2 separate regions of the Homo sapiens genome follow, and region 2 is linked to region 1. The links are chromatin loops, found by intact Hi-C in ENCODE. Cell type or tissue: PC-9. All regions are shown on one strand.

Region 1 (5,000 bases):
AGACAATTATCCAGATAATAAACAAGAACTTCTAAGCTAATAGATTTGGGAAATAGAAACAAATGGAGATGAATAAAGGCATAAAACCAAGGAGAAAAATTTAAGAAACAACAGCCCCCCAAGAGTGTTCTTCGAAAGTGTTAATGTATTAAAAATAATATTTAAAATTTAAGCTTCTTGACATCATTTACATTTATCCTTGAATAAAATCATTCAGAATTTTAAGAAAATGCCATCAATTTTCTTTAGAGGGGATAACCCTGACTGAAGTCATTTTTCATGAGTAATCAACAAGCTGTCTGGTAATATGGTGGAATCTCAGTTATTAGAATAATTTACCAGATTTAAGGCCACCTTTTTCCACATACAATTTCTTCTTGAGTGGAGACTGTGTAACTAGTGCCTCTTTCTATGATTAGCTTTCTCTATCAGCAGGGGAATAGATTCTGAAGTCAGACAGACCTAGGGTTATAGCAGGCTGCCATTGTCAGCTCAGAAGTCTTAGGAAATTTCATTAGCCAGACATGAATGAACAGGCATCTTGTTACCACTAGGATAGTCAGAGAAGGCTTTTAAAGGGAAGTAGTTCTAAAGCTAGGCCTCAAAGTATCACTAAGACTTGGAGTTGAGAAGAAGAGAGAGGATGTTAGAGCAGGAAAATTTCTAAGTGCAATGGACTCAATCTGGGTAAGAATGACCCAACAGAAGTGGAAAGCCTCTGTTAAGAAGAAATGGAAGATAAGATTGACAAGTGAGGTGAGGCTTAACATCTAAGATGGTCACGTACAAACAGGGACAGAACAATAAAGTTGGATAAGGAAGAATTTACTGCTATGGGAGTACACTTCTATTCAAGATTTGACAGCCTAGCATGGATCCTGAAGGATGATGTCGACACACTACTCAAATGGCTCTTGGAAACCTGGAAAAAGGTAATGGTCCACACAAAATGAAATAAACATTAACACCATGGCAGATGGTGGAGGAAGGTATCAAAAGACTCAGAAAAGTGGCATCTTGAAGTGGATACACTGTTTGGAAGATAGCCTACCAGCTAATTATGTTCCCAAAGAGGGCTCAAAGGATGCAAAAGTGATGTGGAATGGGCTGGTGAGAGGGATATTATCAGCTTTGAGAAGTTCAGTGGTACTATCCTCTGTAGGCCAGGGCTGATGGTGGGAAATGTCATTACAGAACTGAGTTCTCTGAGAGCAATAGGGATAATAGGATCTAGAAATAACTGAGACTAATGGCAGTGCTTACCCATCAGAAGTAAGGTTGGTCCAGTAATTATAATGAGCATTAAGGTGGGGATGGTAACCAAGGGTCTTAACCCATAGACAGCTATGGAGGAGGTTAATAGAATATAGTATTCCTAGACAGATGGGAAGCCTGTTAGCTAGTTAGGGTATTATTTAATGTATACAACCAAAATGAATCAGGAATGAATAATTAGGAGGTTGAGGGCAACTTACTCCATCAAAAAAATCAGAATCCTAGTAGGGCATGGTGGCTTATGGCTATAATCTCAGCACTTTGGGAGGTTGAGGCGGGAGGATCACTTGAGCCCAGGAGTTCAAGACCAGCCCGGGCAACATAGCAAGACCCCATCTCAAAAAATAAATTGATTCATTACAATTTAAATTTTAAAAAAATCAGAATCCTTTGAACAGTTCCAGACCTAAGCCAGTACTTAGACCTAAGCCAGTACTTAGACCTAAAACCAATGACTAGAGGAGAAGCCAAGACCCATGAAGAAAGACTCTGCAACAGTATGACAAACATATTCCAGTAACGATTTCCCTGGTCTTTCTCCTAAAGAACCTATGACCATTACTTAGATCACTATACTCTGGGGGAAAAAAGAATACTTAGATACATTGAAGACTGTTTGGCACAGGATCCATGTTGATGTTGACACCTAGGGATTGAAGCATCATCGTGGCCCCCTGTTAAACTTGAGGGGCATATGATGGACTGGTAATAATAGATTCCTGGATGAGATATGACTTATGGTGTTTCCCACTGGGTCCACAGACCCACTACTATGTGATCATTTCTCCAGTTCCTAAATGTAAAAGTGAAATGTATGTAATTCTTGAATATAAAAGTAGAATGTATATAAGTTCCTGAATATAAAAGAGAAATGTATATAATTGTATAAAATCATGCATGGAGGAGTGGTGGTCTCTCTTAATTTCCCCATGTAATTTATCATCTGACTCCCACAAAAACCAAATAGATCCTAGTGGATGGCAGAGAGACTACTGCAAAATCAACCAAGTAGTAGCCCCAATTGCAGCTGACATGTCCTATGTGGAAAATAACACAGTGACCCACTCTGTGATCATTTCTCCAGTTCCTAAATGTATAAGTGTAATGTACATAATTCCTGAATACAAAAGGGAAATGTATATAGTTGGTCATCGGCACAACTCCCACCCCTACCCCACTAGTTCCTTGGCTTGTGAGGAAAGAGGTGTAAGACCGAGGAGAAGCCCTTAAGCTGCTTCCCACCTTCTGGCCAAAAGCAACATTGCATCCTGGGGAGAAAAAGAAATGCCATCCTTAAAGACCTAATGCATGCAGGGGTGGTGATCGCTCTTCATTTCCCCACATAATTCATCATCAGACCCCTGCAAAAACCAAATGGATCCTAATGGATAGCAATAGACAATTGCAAAATCAACCAAGTAGTAGCCCCAATTGCAGCTGCTGTGTCATATGTGGAAAACAATGCATTCACTTGATATACACTGCATACCTAAGGTTCTGGGTCAGTCATTGTGAATGTCATTTTTCATTACTATCAGGAAAGAGGATCAGACATAGCTCATACTCACAGGGGATAACAAACTGTACACACCTACACTCTTTTCCAAGGCTATATTAACTTTCTTTCCTACTGTCATGACAGCCTTGAGGGACCTGGATCACGTGGACATTTCTCAGAGCACCACATTAGTCCACTATATCTGCATCAATGGCATTCTGTTAGTCAGGCCCTGAAATAGGATTACCTAACCATGGGACATAAAAAGAATGCCCATTATGAGATGGATTCTGTCAGAAACAACAATTCATAATGTATCAATCCGTCATATGATGAAGTAAGATATCTGGGATTGAGCATGAATCAGAGCAAATAAGTAAGCTGCCCAGGCAGGTGGCTCAGTACCCTTCGTCTTTTTCTTTCTTTCTTTCTTTCTTTCTTTCTTTTTTTGAGGAGTCTTGCTCTGTCACCCAGGCAGGAGTGCGGTGGCACAATCTCGGCTCACTGCAACCTCTGCCTCCCAGTTCAAGTGATTCCCCTGCCTCAGCCTCCCAAGTAGCTGGGACTAAAGGCGTGCACCACCACACCTGGTTAATTTTTGTATTTTTAGTAGAAATGAGGTTTCACCATGTAGGTTGGCCAGGCTGGTCTCGATTCCTGACCTTAGGTGGTCTGCCTGCCTCGGCCTCCCAAAGTGCTGGGATTACAGGTGTGAGCCACCATGCCCGGCCTTCAGTACCCTTCTTTATGTCATTTCCACGTTGGAAATTTCCATTTATTTTCCACTATGTCATTTTCCACTCAGCACCTATTTATCAGCCCCCACCTGTGGTCATATGTGGGGTTCTTTAGAAGGAGCTGATACAGCATGTTGCATAGATGGGTCAGTTTAGAATGTGGATGCAAGCCAAAATGGTCTGTGTCTGCACCACAGCCTCACTTAGAGGTGGTCTTGAAAGTGTGAGGTTAATTTCCCCAATGGCACAGCTTCAAGCAGTATACAGTCATCTAGTTTGTATGGAAAAAGAAATAGCCCAGACTGGGTCCGATGGCTCAAGCCTGTAATCCCAGCACTTTAGGACGCTGAGGTGGGAGGATCACGTGAGGCCAAGGAGTTAGAGACCAGCCTGGCCAACATGGCGAAACCCCACTAAAAATACAAAAATTAGCCAGGCGTGGTGGCTCACGCCTGTAATCCCAGCTACTTGGGAGGCTGAGGCAGGAGGATCATTTGATCCCGGGAGATGGAGGCTGCAGTGAGCCAAGATTGCACCACTGCGCTCCAGCACAGGCAACTGAGTGAGTACCTGTCTCAAAAAAGAAAAGAAAAAAAAAGGGAAAAAGAAATAGCCCAAATTAAGAATATACATGTGTAAAAGGACTCGTGGGCAGTCACAAATGCCTTGACTGGTTGGTCAGGGACCTGGATGGAAAACGATGGAAAGATCAGGGAAAATATTTCAGAAGAGGCAGACTGAATGGACATATTATGAGTGTGAGCACAAAGTTTGAAAATCTTTGTTTTTATTTGTCTGTTTTTTGCTCGTAGTGAACATGCCTGTTACAGAGACCAATGCTATGACTCCAAAACAGTGCTTTCTCCTGAGGAAAGTAATCAGTCACTTGATGGCAAGTTAACTAAATTGGACTCCTGACACCATGGAAGGGGCATCAAATATATTGATAAGAACTGACATATATTATGACTATTCATTTGCTTTTTTGCCACAGGGCTTTGACCAGTGCCATTATTTAGGGGCATATGAAGCATGATCACTATATATGAAATATTGCTTAACATCACTTTGGACCAAGGACCCACTTTAAGGCAAAAAAAAAAAAATGTGGCATTGGAACCTGAGTTTGGGATCCAGTGGTCCTATCATAAGCTGCACACCTTTGTCAGCTACTGACATGATAGTTAAGGAGGGACTTTTTGAAACCACAGCTGAAGTGCTATCATAGAGTTTATACTCTAGGAAGAAAAGGTGCCATCCTCTAGGATACTGTATATATGCTAAAACAATGATCATTGTATGGTTCTCTATGCCTGTATAGAATGCATTGGTCTGGGAACTATGGGGTCTAAGTAGGGGTGACAAATGTAGGAAAGGTATGTTTCCCATTCTTGCAACTTAAGGATCTATGGATCTAGAGGTCCTGGCTTCCAGAGGGGTGATGCATCTGCCAGGGAATGCCAGAGTTCCATTAAACATTAAGCTACGGC
Region 2 (5,000 bases), 1.1 Mb before region 1:
GTGTCTAGCTCAGGAATGGTAAATGCACCAATCAGCACCCTGTTAAAACAGACCAATCAGCTCTCTGTAAAATGGACCAATCAGCAGGATGTGGGTGGGGCCAGATAAGAGAATAAAAGCAAGCTGCCCCAGCCAGCAGTGGCAACCTGCTCGGGTCCCCTTCCACACCGTGGAAGGTTTGTTCTTTCGCTCTTTGCTATAAATTTTGCTACTGCTAACTCTTTGGGTCCACACTGCCTTTATGAGCTGCAACACTCACTGCGAAGGTCTGCAGCTTCACTCCTGAGCCAGTGAGACCACGAACCCACCAGAAGGAAGAAACTCCGAACACATCTGAACATCAGAAGGAACAAACTCCAGACACGCCGCCTTTAAGAACTGTAACACCCACCCCGAGGGTACACAGCTTCATTCTTAAAGTCAGTGAGACCAAGAACCCACCAATTCCAGACACAAAAGCACACATAATTTCAAGCAACATCAAGTTAAAAGTGTCACATATTATTTCTGTTCCCAATACACTGGCAAAAACCAGTTCCATAGGCATATTTAAAGACAAGGTAAAAGTTAAAACTGAGGTAACTGGCTAGCTAACTGATATGGTTTGGAGGTCTGACCCCTCCAAATCTCATGGTGAAATGTGATTCCCAATGTTGGAGGTGGTATCTAGAGGGAGGTGATTGGCGCATGGAGGCAGATTCCTAATAAACTGTTTAGTACCATCCTCTTGATGATGAGAGGATTCTTGTTCAGTTAGTTCACTTAAGATATGGTTGTTCAAAAGAATCTGGGACCTCCCCACTCTCTCTCACTCCTGCTCTCACCGTGTGACCCACTAGCTCCCCTTCGCCTTCTGCCATAATTGTAAGCTCCCTGAGGCCCTCACCAGAAGCAGATGCCAAAACTACGCTTCATGTACAGCCTGCTGAACTGTGAGCCTTTTTTTTTTTCTTTTTTGAGATGGAGTCTCGCTCTTGTTGCCCAGGCTGGAGTGCAAAGGCGTGATCTTGGCTTACCACAACCTCCGCCTCCCGGGTTCAAGTGATTCTCCTGCTTCAGCCTCCCGAGTAGCTGGGATTACAAGCATGTACCACGGTGCCCGGCTAATTTTGTATTTTTAGTAGAGACGGGATTTCTCCATGTTGGTCAGGCTGGTCTTCAACTCCCAACCTCAGGTGATCCACCCACCTCGGCCTCCCAGAGTGCTGGGATTACAGGTGTGAGCCACCGCGCCCCACCAAGCCATTTAAACCTCTTTTCATTATAAATTACCCAACCTCAGATATTTATTTGTAGCAATGTGAGAACTAACACAGTATGTCCTGGCATCAACTTTACAATTAAAAAGTGAGCATATATCTTTCACAAATGGCTCACCAAAGAAAATGTAAACAAGAGGATGTAACTAGAATGAGAAAAGAGGTTAGAAATAGAGATATAAATTTGGGAGGTGTATGCTTAATTCCTATGCAGAACTCATAGGAAATATGACATTCCAATGGAGAAAGCATGGAAAAAGTATAGCCCAAATGCAGGTTACTAGCATTCATATACTTTTTGATGTAAGATTCAAAAGGGAAAGTAAAACTCAGAGAAACTCAATGAAAAATCTATAGGAGTGTTTTAAGAGAGCAGAGGCAATAAGAAGTATTGGGGAAAGGAAGATGAATAGAGAGAAACATTGATGGGAATTGATGACTATGAGACCATTATGTCACTTCATAATACTGTGACTTTAACAGTTGTGGGAGCAGAAACCATATGAAAAAGGATGACAGAATAAGTGAATTGTGAGAAACTTCAGCTTTTGTAAATATTAATCTTTACAGATAAGGCAAAAAAAAGAAGTGTGCAAAAAAAATATGGAATGAAGATATGGTGGGTTGACAGAAATGTTGTTGGGTTGGCAAATTGGAATTCTATGAAAAACATTTAAGTTTGAAGGTAAAGATCCAGTTCAAAACAAGAATGTAAAGATGTAGCTATAAACTGTAGTACTGAGAAAACAAGGTCACAGAGAGTGTAAAGAAGAGTTGGGAGAATAATGGGAGTAAATGAGAAGCTAACAAAAGCAATTAAATCAACAACAACAAAATCTGAAAAGATTTATGTAAGTTATTTATGAAGAAACATCACAATGATTGAAAGATAAAAATTGTGACCAGAGATACATATTCTTGGATAGAAACACTAAGCATAAAGATGACAATTATTTTTAAGTCAAACTATAAATATAGTATGATCCCAATTTTAAAATACCAACAAGTTTTGTCTTCTTCTGGAGAAGTACATACATTGATTCTGGAGTTCAGATGGTAATACAAACAGGAATGAAGATCTGTGAAATTGATGAAAAAAGACAAGAAAAGAAACACAAAAACAGTATCTATCTCGAATGTTGAAATACATTTTACAGCTAGAATAACTAAACTAGTATAGTGCTAAGCATGAAGATATAATGTCAATAGCATTAAAAACTCTGCGAATAAACCCTAGCACATTTGGAAATTGTGTATAGGATAAACATGGCATAGCAAATTCACGTAAAAAAATGAATATTTCAATAAAAGACATTAGGGCAACTAAGTTACCATTCAGAAAACAAATAAAAACATTTAAATGCTTTTATCCAACTTTCTTTGGAAGCATTTTACTATAATTATTCCCCGACACTTTCTTCTTCACTTGATTGTTATCTTGCCTTATCAGTCCAATATAATACATTATCAATAAATCAAATATTTAAATATAGAATATGAAGAGTGTGCATAATATTACTAAAAGAAATCATGGAAATATTTTAAAATAATCTCACATAGAAGCTATTGTTTATCATAAACAGAAAGACAAAAACAAAACCACATTAAAAAATAATGAATGACAAAACTCCAGAGGAAAAATATCAAAACACAAACTTGGAAAAATATTGACAACTAATATGCTAGGCAATGTGCAAGTCTCCAAACTTCAAAACAAAAAAATCCCTTGAAAGCAAAAGAAGCAAATTATATAAACTGATAATTCATAAAAATGGAAATATGAGTAATTCTTAAACAAGAAAAACTTTCAATCATAATAAGAGAAATAAAAGTTAAGACCTTTTTTCCCTAGTAGTTTGATAAAGACTCAAAAACCTGGTAATACTTATGATATTGATGGGGATGATGTAAGAAAAGGGGGATTATTACACACTGCTGATGAGAATGTAATGTGTATGACAGCATGACATAAAGGACAATTTGAAAGCATCTATCAAAATTACAAATGCACCTAGTTTTAACTTCAGGAATACTTGCACACAGACATGAAAGGTAGGCACAAGGCTATATGTTGCAACATTGTTTATAATAGCAAAGTTAGCAAATTGAATGTTTCTCTAGTGCGTAAACATCCTAAAATGAAAATGCGTTGCTTTTAAAATCAGAAAAAAAAAATGCAGTAACTGTTACGAGATACGCAAACAAGTCCCCCCTCAAAAACACACACACACATGTTAATAAGGCAGACTGTTCGAGAATCATGGTGGAAGAAGAGTCTGACGGCTACATTTTGGGACAGTAAGCAGGCCTAGTCCTCCTGGTGAAACAGAAGTGAAAATGGTTTTCAATGGAAAAAACTGCGTAAGATATAGCATGTTACAGAACAGCCAACTATCAACCTAGACATTCAATGCATAAAGTAACATAGGTCCATTTATTTCTTAGAGCCACAAGCTTTTTCAATAGCCTTTGAAAATGTGTACTGTCTGAAAAAATATAAATAAGTGATGTGCCATTTAATGATGGGGACATGTTCTGAGAAATGCATCATTAGGCAATTTCATCAACGTACAAAAATCATAAAGTGTATTTACACAGCCTCAATCATACAGCCTACTACACATCTAGGCTATATGATACACGCTACTGCTCGTCTGCTACAAAGCTGCACAGCAAGTTACTTTGCAGAATACTGTGGGCAACTATAACTCGAGGGTAATGATTTATGTACCTAAACATGTCCAAACATAGAAAAGGTACAGTAAAAATATGGTATAAAAGATAAAAATGGTACACCTTTATAGGGCACTTATGAATGGAGCTTGCAAGACTGGAAATTGCTCTGGGTGAGGCAGTGAGTGAGTGCTGAGTGAGTGTGAAGACCTAGAACATTACTGTACACTACTGTAGACTTTATAAACACTGTACACTTAGGCTATGCTAAACTTATTAAAAATTTCTTTCTTCAATAATAAACCTTAGCTTATTGCAACATTTTACTGTGTGTTTACTTTTTTCACTTTATTGACTCCTTTGTGATAATATTTAGCTCAAAACACAAACACTGTACAACTGTCCAAAAATATTTTTATATCCTTATTCTATACGTTTTTTTCTCTATTTAAAAAATTTTTTTTTTATATTTTTTTAAAGTAGTTAAAATCTAAAATGCAAAAACACACATTGGCCTAGACCTAGAAAGAGTTAGGATCATCAATATTACTATCTTCCATCTCCACATCTTGTCCCACTGGAAGATCTTCAGAAGCAGTAACACACATAGAGCTGTCATCTCTTGTGAGAACAATGCTTTCTTCTGGAATATCCTATGGAATGACCTGCCTGAGGCTGTTCTACAGTTAAATTTTAAAAAAAAAAAGAAGGAGCACAAGCTAAAATAATGAATAAAAAACATAGTAGAGTGAACATATAAACCAGTAATATAGTTATTTGGTATTAAGTATAATGAACTGTATATAATGGTATGTGATAGATTTGTTATGACTGACAGTACAGTGGGTTATTTACAGCAGCATCACCAGAAAAAGGTAAGTAATGCATTGCACTATGACATTATGACTGTTACAATGTCACAACAGCTCTAACTTCACCACAGCTGCAACGTCACTAGGCAATAGGTATTTTTCAGATCCACTATAAACTCATGCGATCACTGTCACATATGCAGCCTACCCTTAATTGAAACATCGTTATGCGGCACATGAATATATATTGACACTA

What was found. Peaks named below come from ENCODE experiments on the same cell type or tissue, not always from the same donor. Only the 100,000 strongest peaks of a DNase experiment are listed, where the experiment ranks them.
Region 2: it touches region 1 in a loop (8-fold over the local background); 16 of 110 quality-filtered maps call a loop at or near these places.

The regions. Positions count from the first base shown.
Region 1 is chr4:47,943,583-47,948,582 of GRCh38, forward strand. All of the region lies in intron 6 of CNGA1 (cyclic nucleotide gated channel subunit alpha 1), which reads right to left. The region is part of intron 1 of LOC101927157 (a long non-coding RNA gene); the gene reads left to right. Among named protein-coding and RNA genes, the nearest start is that of NFXL1, 32 kb to the left of the region's middle. In PC-9, a CTCF peak has its summit at 2,468; no DNase peak of the experiment used is centred here.
Region 2 is chr4:46,831,966-46,836,965 of GRCh38, forward strand. All of the region lies in intron 2 of COX7B2 (cytochrome c oxidase subunit 7B2), which reads right to left. Among named protein-coding and RNA genes, the nearest start is that of COX7B2, 75 kb to the right of the region's middle. In PC-9, no CTCF peak of the experiment used is centred here; no DNase peak of the experiment used is centred here.